2 separate regions of the Homo sapiens genome follow, and region 2 is linked to region 1. A link is an interaction called in ENCODE POLR2A ChIA-PET data of the cell type or tissue named here. Cell type or tissue: HepG2. All regions are shown on one strand. Each heading gives the region's core, and the rest is flanking DNA. Links, peaks and the distances in the headings are about the cores only. Region 1 overlaps NINL (ninein like). Region 2 overlaps NINL (ninein like).

Region 1 (5,375 bases), core at 196-5,195:
TGGTACATGGGTTTTCATGCCACAGTTGTTTGCACTTCACTCTGTTTACAAATTTTCAAAATAAATCTTGGGGGAAAATATCTGCCTGTAATGGGGAAAATTCTTTCTGAAGAGAACCTTCTATGGTCAGCCATGCAAGCACTTAAAAGAGGCAGAGGGGCTGGGCGCGGTGGCTTACGCCTGTAATCCCAGCACTTTGGGAGACCAAGGCGGGTAGATCACGAGGTCAGGAGTTCAAGACCAGCCTGGCCAAATTGGTGAAACCCCGTCTCTACTAAAAATACAAAAATTAGCCGGGTGTGATGGCAGCCGCCTGGAATCCCAGCTACTCGGGAGGCTGAGGCAGAGAACTGCATGGACCCAAGAGGCGGACATTGCAGTGAGCCGAGGTCACATCACTGCACTCCAGCCTGGGCTACAGAAGAATACTCTGTCTCAGAAAAAAAAGAGGGTGAGGGCTCTATTATTTGTATTTACAATAAAAAGACCAGTCTTTCAATAGCTTAATTTTTGAAAACTTTTCTAACTTACACAGAGCAAAGAGTAAAGTGAAGCCCACAGCACCTGCTGCTCAGACTGCACTATGACAGCAGCCTGCCACAGGCTTCTTCTCTACCCGCTTTTCTTACGGCTGAAGTGTTTAGAAGTACAGATGCTCCCCGACTTATGATGGAGCTACAGCCCAGCAACCCCACCATAAGCTGAAAATGTCAAGTCAAAGATGTGCTGAATATACCTAACCCACCAACATCGTAACTGGGCCTGGCCTACCTTACACATCTCAGAACACATTAACCAACAGTGGGGCAAAATTCTCTAACACAAAGCCTATTTTAGACTAATGTGTTCAATGTCTCATGTAATCTACTGAACACTGTACTGAAAGTGAAGATCACAACGGTCCCATGGACACTGAAGGACGGCTTCTACTGAATGCATATTGACCTCACACCATCAAGAAGTTGAAAAATCGTTGAGTCAAAACATCATGAGTCTGGATCCATCTGGGGTATCTGAAATCGCAGATCTCATGTTACTTCTGCCCCACATATTTGATTCATATCTCTAGAAAAAATATATATATTCTTACATCACCGCAATGCCACTATCATACCTAACAAAATCAACAGGATTTTCCCAAGTGTCTCAAACATATATTCTTACAGTTGATTTGTTTGAACCAGCATCCAAACTGTTCAGGATGCCCTTGGCTGTTATTCCTCTCACATCTTTCAACCACAAACACCTCTCCCAAATCCCCATAGCCCATGCCTTTTTAAAGAAATCAGACCCACTGTTTTGTGGAATGTTCCACATCCGGATCTATCTGCTTGCTTCCCCAGGGTGTCATCTAATGAGCTCCTCCATCCTTAACATTTCCTGAAAACCTGAGTTAGCATCAAAGTCTAGTTTGCTGCAGCCTCAACATTTTTTTTTTTTGCAGGTGGTGCTGTGTCCTCCGCACACCTCACTCAGGAGGCACTGGTGTCTTTAGGACTCATCAGCGGGCTCAGGTGGTGGATGGCCACTTTTCCTAACCTTTGTCTTCAGCCGCTTATCTTCTTGATGTGTTTGAAGCTGTGGAAACAGCTTGAGAATGAGGACAGACACTGGGTGTCCAGCAGAAAGTGTCCATGGTGAGTTATATGTCCAGCCAGACATGTTCCTATGGTGAGCTATGTGTCCAGCCAGACATGTTCCTCTATGCCTCATCCACACCACCTAGCCCAGAGCAGGGACATGGCTGCTTCCACCCAACACAGACTTTAGTGTTGCAGTTCTGCTTCAGCAGTCTGGATCCTTCAGGTAGATGAGCCATGTGGGTGTGAATTACTGATAACCCTGCTGGTAACGGGAAAGCCACCATCCCCCAAAGGAAGCCAGACTGTGTGCTCACAAATGACACTGTGGGTTGGGTTGAGGAAAACAAGAGGAAAGGGATGGGTAAGAAAAGGCCACCTTCGAGGTCCCTTCCGGCCTAAGATGCCTGAAATCTCCAAGGAAAAATGTGAAAGCAATCCTGATACTGGGTTATTTCTTAGGCTGGCAGAAGAGGTCGGGCAAGTCCTCTGAGCTTGACACGAGTGTGTGTGCACTACCGTCTGTCAGCTCTGATCCTGTACAAAGGTTTCTGTAAACTGCTGGAAGGAACCCCAACCTGGTTGGGGCAGAGAACACTGAAATTGCTGGGTGAAAAACAGCCTCCTGCGAGCCCTTCCCTTCGCTGCTCTAGATCTAGACATCAAGTTCAAGGATGTAAGACACGGCAGCTTGGCTGACTTTTCTCAGCACACAGGAATCTGCCTGCTTTGTCCAGCACCACAGCTGGAAGCTCAGGTCAGTTTCCCTGACATTTACTGAGACAAAAGTTGAACAAAAAATGGCCCTGGCATTCAAGGATCATGGTCCAAGGGGTGCTGTTTACTTTGGCAGAAATCCCAGGGCAATGCCCTCTATCCAAGCTATGTTTCTGCACAGTCAGCCCACGTAACCGCCTGTGTGGGGAGGCCTCATTAGGGCATCCACTGACTCACACAGAAAAGCCTGGAAAGACAGTAAAACTGCTCACAGGACTAAGGAATACAGACCAGTGCTACTCCCTGCCCTGCATGGTCAGCGGCCTGCCTGGCCTGCAGCCCAGCCCAGGGCAAAGGGAATGGCGGGGCACCCTGTCTGGAGTTGGGGGTTCCCGGGGTACAGGGCACTGACTGGGAGCCACTGACCCTGCCCACACCTCACCAGTGGGATCCAGTGCAGCCTGATGACTTCCTGGGATGGCTTCATGCCTCCTACAAGGGGACACACGCAATGCTGCCACCCTGGTCCTTCTACAACAGGGGGAGCTGGGGGGCGCTGGCAGCCTGAAGAGGGCTCTCGGCATTCAGCCGGGCTCCAGCCTCTCCTCCCCAGTCACCTGCATCCCTGCACCCTGAAACACTAGCTCCTTTCATCACTGCCTCCTCAAAGGCCATGGCAGCATCCTGCACTCCCTACACCTGCACCGTACATGCCTGGCTGCTAAGGATCCCGCAGTTTGCTCCCTACACGTCCATCAATGCCTCCGGCCTTCCTCTTTCCTGAAGCACATGACACCCCCCTGTTCTAACTTTGCCCCTCTTTGCCTTCCCTCTTCCTTTCAGCCTGCCCATGTGAGGCAGTTTGGAAATGTGGCTTCAAATTTCTTTGACACTCTTCCCTTCAGGTCTGTGTCCCTTCTCCTTGAATCTGGTAGGCTTGTGACAGCTCTGATCAATAGAATGTGGTGGAAGGGATGCTTTGTGACTTTGAGGCTGGCCTGAACTCAGTGAGGAAATCCCAGCCCTGTTTTTGGGACCACATGTCCTTAGTGCCCTAAGCCACCAGGTGAGACAGTTGACTATCTTCAGCCGCCATGCTGTAAGGAAGCCCAGCCACGCTGAGGCCTGCTGCAACCCCTCCGAGACTGTCCTCAGCTGAGCTCCTCCAGCCCAGACGCATCAGTGACGCTTCATATGATTTCAGACCCAGCCTTCAAGTGTCCCAACAGAGGCCCCAGATGCAATGCAGTCCATCCTAAGTCTCTCACCTTCTCCAATCCTTCCTTGAGCACTGCAGCCCTGCTCCTTGGAGAAGCTCTGCAGCAGCAGTGTAAAAGCTTGTGCTGTGATTGTAAGGGCCTGGTGTGAACCTCAGCTCTTGTTCCCAAGCTCGGCAAGACCTCACTCCTGAGCCCCAAGCTGCTCTGAGAGGAGGGATGCTCAGATTATGCCAAGCCTGCTGCAAGGGTTAGCCAGGCTGCCAGCTTCACACCTGGGTAGTTCCTTAGAGCTCAGCGTCTGGCCACCACACTGATCCTCTCACACCCACCTTTCTGTGGGGCCCCTTTCTTCACTCTTGCAGGCATCATGTAAGTCAGCAGTAACTTCCACAGAATCTTCTGTTTTCACATTGTTTGCATAGGTGTTGGTCTTTTCTATCCAAAATACTCTAGGATTCATAATTAATATATTTGTTTGCTTTTTAATGTCAAGGAAGTATTATAGGCAAACACAAGATAATTAAAATTAAAAAGAAGTCCTCCCTTCCCAGAGCCTTTGTTCCTCTCCCCAGGGGGATCCACTGGGAAGTTTTTTTGCCTAGCTTTCTGTCCCCATGACATATGTAATGCATGTCCCTCCAGAAATGCGGTGAGGGAGCTGAAGTCTCAATCATGCTCCTGCATGTAGCTTATCTTCCCAAAATGCCAGATCTTGCAGAGGGCACCACGGCAGCATGGATGGTCAGCCTCCCCTTGCACGCTGCACAGCGCTGTGAGGCTGCATGCTATGATTTGCTTATGTGTACCAGCTGCTGGCCTTCTGGCTGCTATGTAAGGCTCTGAGCTCCAGGACCAGGTATTACACTCCATTTGTGAGACAGATAAAACCCTGGTGGGTGCTGAGACTGCCCCTGCACAGCAAGGGAGAGGCTGTATCTAGCCCAGCGTGCCAGGAAGGAGGTGCAGGGGCAGTCTGAGGTGACAGGGCCAAGCAAGGCCCTCCTGCCTGAAACCACAGGGCCACACCTGCCAGCTGGGGTCACATCAGTACTTGCAGACCATAAAGTGTGACGAACCACGATGCTCCCTCGGCCACGGGCCTCTGCCCCTGGGTCTGACCTTGGGAGGATGAGGACCGAGTGACGGCCTCACTGCTGTGATGATGACATTCTGACCACTCCTGCAGGAGGAAGAATCCAGCGGGACACAACCCACCCCATGCATTTCCCAGGAAATTAAACTTGTGGTTGCACACTGCCCAATGACCCGGCTGTTCAGCTTTCAAAGCTCTGGGCAAAGGCAGAGAGCACTGAATGCGAGGCTGAGGCTTTACCTTGTGCTTCAAATAATTCATTCTGAGCTTCTTTAGTGCTCTCGGCCTCTTCATCTGACTTGGGACTCTGTAGAAAGATGCAGAGAGAAGGCTGTGAGTTCCAGGGGGTGCTGCTGGGGACGGAGCACCGGGAACAAATAGAGCAGGATGTTTGGGGAAGTGGGGGATGGCTGAGTATGGAGTCAATCCCTCAGAGGAAAAGCCCACCCCCACCTTGGGGCTGCCCTGCATGCCAGCTAGCAGACCCAGGTGAGCCCCGCCTAGCAGCAGCAAGGGGCTGGGCCGGGGAGACAGGGGACATGCCTTGTTCTGCACGCTCGGGGCTCCTCAATATAAACCCAGTCATCAACAGTTGACACTGAAAATACAATCAAACACTCGTGTCATAGCAGCACAGAAGCTGTCCCCCTCTGCATGGTGATGGCTTCAGACCCAGCACTTGAAAGAAGCCAGCCCTGCAGCCACAGCCAATCATTCAGTCTCAGGACACGCTCGCCATACAAGGCTTGCAACACGCCTCTCTGC
Region 2 (5,375 bases), core at 123-5,122, 71 kb after region 1:
ATGATAAGAGTCTTACTTTATGTGCACAGTTGGAAATAATAAAAATTCAGTAAGAATTTAAAATGTATCAAGAATTGCTTCGCTTTAAAGCTGTGCAACAGTGTACACTATCAAGTACAGTTTAAAACTTTTGCCACAGAGCAAGGCCTGGCTGGTCTTGAACTATGCAGGCTGTGGACTGTGTCCACTTCAGACCTGCCCCTGCAAACATCCTGCTTGACACAGTTTCCTGAGGAACCGTACCAGAAATCAGTACAGGCCATTAATGTAGATTGTGGGGTTCCGAAATTGGGCATCCACGTTTCTGTCCCTACCCAGAGTTGGGGAAAATCTCAGCCTGTCACTTACCTTCATTTGGGGCCTTGGAGAGCAGTGACAACGTTGCCTGAAGCAGGGAGCTAACTGGCCGGGCTGCAGCCCGCCCTCTGGAGTCCCTGCTGGTCATCCCAGGACCGTGGGTACTCAGTTTTACTCACTGGTCCACATGGAGACACGCGTCCCCAAGTCTGTTCAAGGCCCTGCCGCCTCTCCTGTGTTGGAGACCTGGCACGCTACCCACTTCTGCCTGCCTGGTTTTGTCCTCCTCCCGAGCATGGCTGGAAGTCCCAAGGCCACGTGGCCGGACAGTCCAGCACATCCCTCCTCAGGTCACTTGAGTACAGGACAGGCAGAGGCCTTCCAGATACAAGGAGCTCTCCCTGGGGTTGGGACAACCTACTCAAAATCTGCACCGAGCAGACTCTCCCTGTTGATTTTTAAATAATTAATAGCTGTTTACTACATTCCTATGCCCTTGAAACGAAAACTCCAAGTTAGTGAATATTGCACTATATTGACTGATGCTGGTTCTCATGTTTAGGGTCTGACACCACCCATGACTCTAAGGGGAACCTGGAGGTCCTCTTTGTGAATAGAGCTCCTGTGAGGTCCATCCTGGCGGGGGAGCCCACCACCCCTCTTTGTGTGGGGCCAGCAGAAGCTCGGGGCTTACTACTGTCCTAGTCCCAGGAACAGACTCATTTTTCTGAAATATTTTCTTTTCTTTTCTTTTTTTTTTTTTTGAGATGGAGTTTCACTCTCGTTGCCCAGGCTGGAATGCAATGGCGCGATCTCGGCTCACTGCAATCTCCACCTCGCAGGTTCAAGAGATTCTCCTGCCTCAGCCTATGGAGTAGCTGGGATTACAGGCATGTACCACCACACCTGGCTAATTTTGTATTTTTAGTAGAGATGGGGTTTTTCCACGTTGGTCAGGCTGGTCTTGAACTCTCAACCTCAGGTGATCTGCCTGCCTCGGCCTCCCAAAGTGCTGGGATTACAGGCGTGATTTTTTTTTTTTTTAGACGGAATCTCACTCTGGCGCCCATGGAGTGCAGTAGCGCAATCTTGGCTCACTGCAACCTCCGCCTCCCAGGATCAAGCGATTCTTCCATGTCAGCCTCTGGCGTAGCTGGGATTACAGGTGTGCCCCACCACACCTGGCTAATTTTTCTATTTTTGGTAGAGACGGGGATTCACCATGTTGGTCAGGCTGGTCTCAAATTCCTGACCTCAAGTGATCTGCCCGCCTCAATCTCCCAAAGTGCTGCGATTACAGGTATAAGCCACCTCGCCCGGCCCTGAAATGTTATTTCCATGGGCGCACACACGCACACAAAGCCACAAAAAGCAAAGCACAATTCATTAAGTCCTTAATACTCTTGCTTAAAAATGGAATTTGATTAGCTGGGCGCAGTGGTTCATACCTGTAATCCCAGCACTTTGGGAGGCTGAGGCAGGTGGATCATGAGGTCAGGAGACCGAGACCATCCTGGCTAACACGGTGAAACCCCGTCTCTACTAAAAATAGAAAAAATTAGCCGGGCATGGTGGCGGGCGCATGTAGTCCCAGCTACTCAGGAGGCTGAGGCAGGAGAATGGCGTGAACCTGGGAGGTGGAGCTTGCAGTGAGCGGAGATCGCCCACTACCACTCTAGCCTGGGTGACAGAGCGAGACTCCATCTCCAAAAAAAAAAAAAAAAAAAGGAATTTGATCAAGCAGTAAAGCTCAAGCAAAATTAAATTAAATTAAATTAAATGGAGTCATGCACATGCCTGTAGTCCCAGCTACTTGGGAGGCTGAGGTGGGAGAATGCTTGAACCCAGGAGTTCAAGTCAAGCCAGGCAACACAGTGAAACCCTGTCTCTAAAACATAAATAAATAAAATAAAAATGGGACTTTGAGCTAACAGTCCTCATACTGCTTCTCAACCAGCATGTGTAGACAGGATCACATAAGTCACAGCTTTTCTCTAGCACTGAAAATACCTCATCTTCTTGTTAAGGTAAAGAAATGATATAGTCCCTCGGAGGCAGTAAGGGATGTTGGAAACCCCACTGTGTTGGGAGGCACAGCAGGGGACATGGAATTTGCAGAGCCTCTCCAGACCGGAGCACCCCTGACCTCCATGTGACCCTGAGTATGTTATTATCCTCTCTGACCCTCGCACTCTCTGTGTGTGAGATGGGGGCAACAGTACACCCCGGCTCAGCCTCCTGCTATGAGTACTCCGTGAAAGAATTTAACAAAAACACTGAGAACAGTGCCTGGCACCTACTGAATGCTCATTCAAAATTTAAAAACAAAACACCAGGAGACCTGAGCTCCATTTCTGGCAGCCACAACCAGTGCACAAGTCATGCACGGGGACTGGGCACAGGTGACACGCTACCTTATGGTGAGGCTCACACAGCCCCCACGGACCAGGCACCCAAAAGCCTGTCCTTCCTGTCCCCACACCCCCACGCCACCCTGCCTCTGGAGACAGCCGGGGGAGGCCTCCTGGTGACTGGTTCAAATGGCCCAGGACTCCACTACCCTGGCTGGGGGCACCAGCTGTCACTCCTCATTCTTCAGAGAGGCACAGAAGCCACAGAAGCCAAGCTCCCTCTCTCCATGGATGTGAGAGGCTGTGTGCAGAAGAGAAGCCACCTGCGTCCCTCAGGGCCACTTCAACAATGGAGCAGCCCATCCTGAGGTCTTCGGTGAACTCCCTGTTTATTTAAGCCAGACTGAGTTGGGTTTTCCAACACTAGTGGCTAAAATATCCTAACTGATATACTCTACAAATGTAAAATTCTTTACCAGAGGCTTAAAAACTGAGAGATTTTGAAGAGTGATTGCCCCTCAGGTCTCTGACCACTCTTAGAAACTCCAACAAACCAAAATTGTTACTTTACTCAACAAAGCAGATCCAAAAATAAGGTTATAAGAAGATGTGTGGGCTGGGCATGGTGGCTCAAGCCTGTAATCCCAGCACTTTGGGAGGCCGAGGCGGGTGGATCACCTGAGGTCAGGAGTTCGAGACCAGCGTAGACAACGTGGTGAAACCCCGTCTCTACTAAAAAATACAAAAATTAGTTGGGCGTGGAGGTGGACACCTATAATCCCAGCTACTCAGGAGGCTAAGACAGGAGAATTGCTTGAACCCAGCAGGCAGAGGTTGCCGTGAGCCAAGATTGCGCCATGGCACTCCAGCCTGGGCAACAGAGTGAGACTCCACCTAAAAAAAAAAAAAAAATGTAATGATTGCCCCTTATGAGATACAAAGTAACAATCAATGCACAAAAATTGGTATATCCTAGAGGTTCTCAAACTTGATTGCTTCAGAGGTACCTAGAGAGCTCTCCTGTTTCAGAAACTAACAAATGACTTCGACTCCAGGGAGACTATACAGCAGTCTTGAGGGAAACGGGTCACCTCGCTTGGAGGATGATGGAAGGCTCCATTATCTTTCTGAAGTCCAAGGAAAGACAATCGGGTTCAGAAAGGGAAGTACAACCAGGCAGCGCCAGATGCATGCTTGAACCTAGGTCAAAAAAGGATGAAAATACAAGCCATGCTCTAAAAGACTCCTCTGTCCCAGAAAATTGTCTGTCCATTCACAAACAACAATAATCAGAATCCAGGAGGCTCAAAGTTGCCCCAAGGTGGGAGAAGGAAAGCCTGCCTCCAAATAGCTCCAGGTAGAGTATGACCCAAACTTTTGGCCTCAGCTTGTGAGTAACCAAATGTCTTGGCCTTGGGCCTGAATTCCTAATCTGCACTTGAAGCCAAGGACTAAGCTAAACTCAAACCTAGATTCCAGTTACAGCCACCGCGGCTTAACTACTTACACAATAACCAAGGAATGGAACAGCAAAGTGGCCACAGCGCTGGAAATGCCTTCCAGGGCAGAGGACGCTATTACCTGCAGCTAGGAAGCCATGCCAGTTCAGGTGTGAGGCCAAGACACTGCTCCTGTTTTTGCTTCCTGCTTCCAAATCTGTCTTGTGCCAGGAAAGAGGAAAGCTATCTAGTAGCTACCTGCTCATGGCAAGATCCAAAAGTAGGCTGGGTGCAGTGGCTCACGCCCGCAATCCCATCATCGCTTTGGGAAGCCAAGGCAGGTGGATCATTTGAGGTCAGGAGTTTGAGACCAGCCTGGCCAACATGGCGAAACTCTGTCTCTACTAAAAATACAAAAATTAGCTGAGCGTGGTCAGGCACATATAATCCCAGCTACTCAGGAAGCTGAGACAAGAGAATCGCTTGAACCCGGGAGGCAGAGATTGCAGTGAGCCAAGATTGTGCCACTGCACTCCAACCTGGGTGACAGAGCGAGACTCCTTCTCAGTTTAAAAAAAAAAAAAATCCAAAGGTAAATGTCCACCATAGAAAGAATGTGCTCACAGAGCCCCGCTCACATGCTCTAAGTCTCAAATGCCACATGTGCCATCTTCTAAAAAACTTAAAAAGAGTCATTAGTGGTTTAAATGATGACAGATTGAATTGATCTGTATTGGCAAATAAAAGTGGGATATGTGTGTTTATGTAAAGTTCAGGTGCAATAAAAATTAGCGGATAACTCTTTTTTGTAGAATGAGAAAATAGCAAGCCTTCTCCAAGGAACTTGAACTCACTGTAAAAGGGGAAGCTACAGACACTGTTGGAACTTTGCCATTCTTGTTATTCTATTTTCCATCACCAAATGTTCAAAGGATACCCAAACATTAAAAGACTTACAACATGCTCTTAGCAAATGACCATATCAATTCACCCACCTTAGAGCAGTCCTATAAATCACAACATATGGGATAAGTATGAGTTAGCGAAAAAGTTTCCATTGAAGTTAATATAAACTGCTCAATTAAATTTTGCTCAAGTCCGGCCAGGCGTGGTGGCTCACGCCTGTAATCCCAGCACCTTGGGAGGCCGAGCGGGGTGGATCACGAGGTCAGGAGATGGAGACCATCCTGGCCAACATGGTGAAACCCCGTCTCTACTAAAATAAAAAAATTAGCTGGGCATGGTGGTGTACTCCTATAATCCCAGCTACTCAGGAGGCTGAGGCAGG

What was found. Peaks named below come from ENCODE experiments on the same cell type or tissue, not always from the same donor. Only the 100,000 strongest peaks of a DNase experiment are listed, where the experiment ranks them.
Region 2: POLR2A ChIA-PET joins it to region 1 with 6 read pairs; 7 of 35 experiments call an interaction of 5 or more read pairs at or near these places.

The regions. Positions count from the first base shown.
Region 1 is chr20:25,505,824-25,511,198 of GRCh38, forward strand. It overlaps NINL (ninein like), which reads right to left. Exons shown (of 24, transcript NM_025176.6): 5 at 4,851-4,917. Among named protein-coding and RNA genes, the nearest start is that of NINL, 77 kb to the right of the region's middle. RefSeq lists an enhancer at 2,270-2,564. In HepG2, for the core only: a CTCF peak has its summit at 2,054; a DNase peak (open chromatin) is centred at 2,448.
Region 2 is chr20:25,576,789-25,582,163 of GRCh38, forward strand. All of the region lies in intron 1 of NINL (ninein like), which reads right to left. Among named protein-coding and RNA genes, the nearest start is that of NINL, 6.1 kb to the right of the region's middle. RefSeq lists a silencer at 2,325-2,619. In HepG2, for the core only: no CTCF peak of the experiment used is centred there; a DNase peak (open chromatin) is centred at 2,473; H3K4me3 peaks cover 654 bases.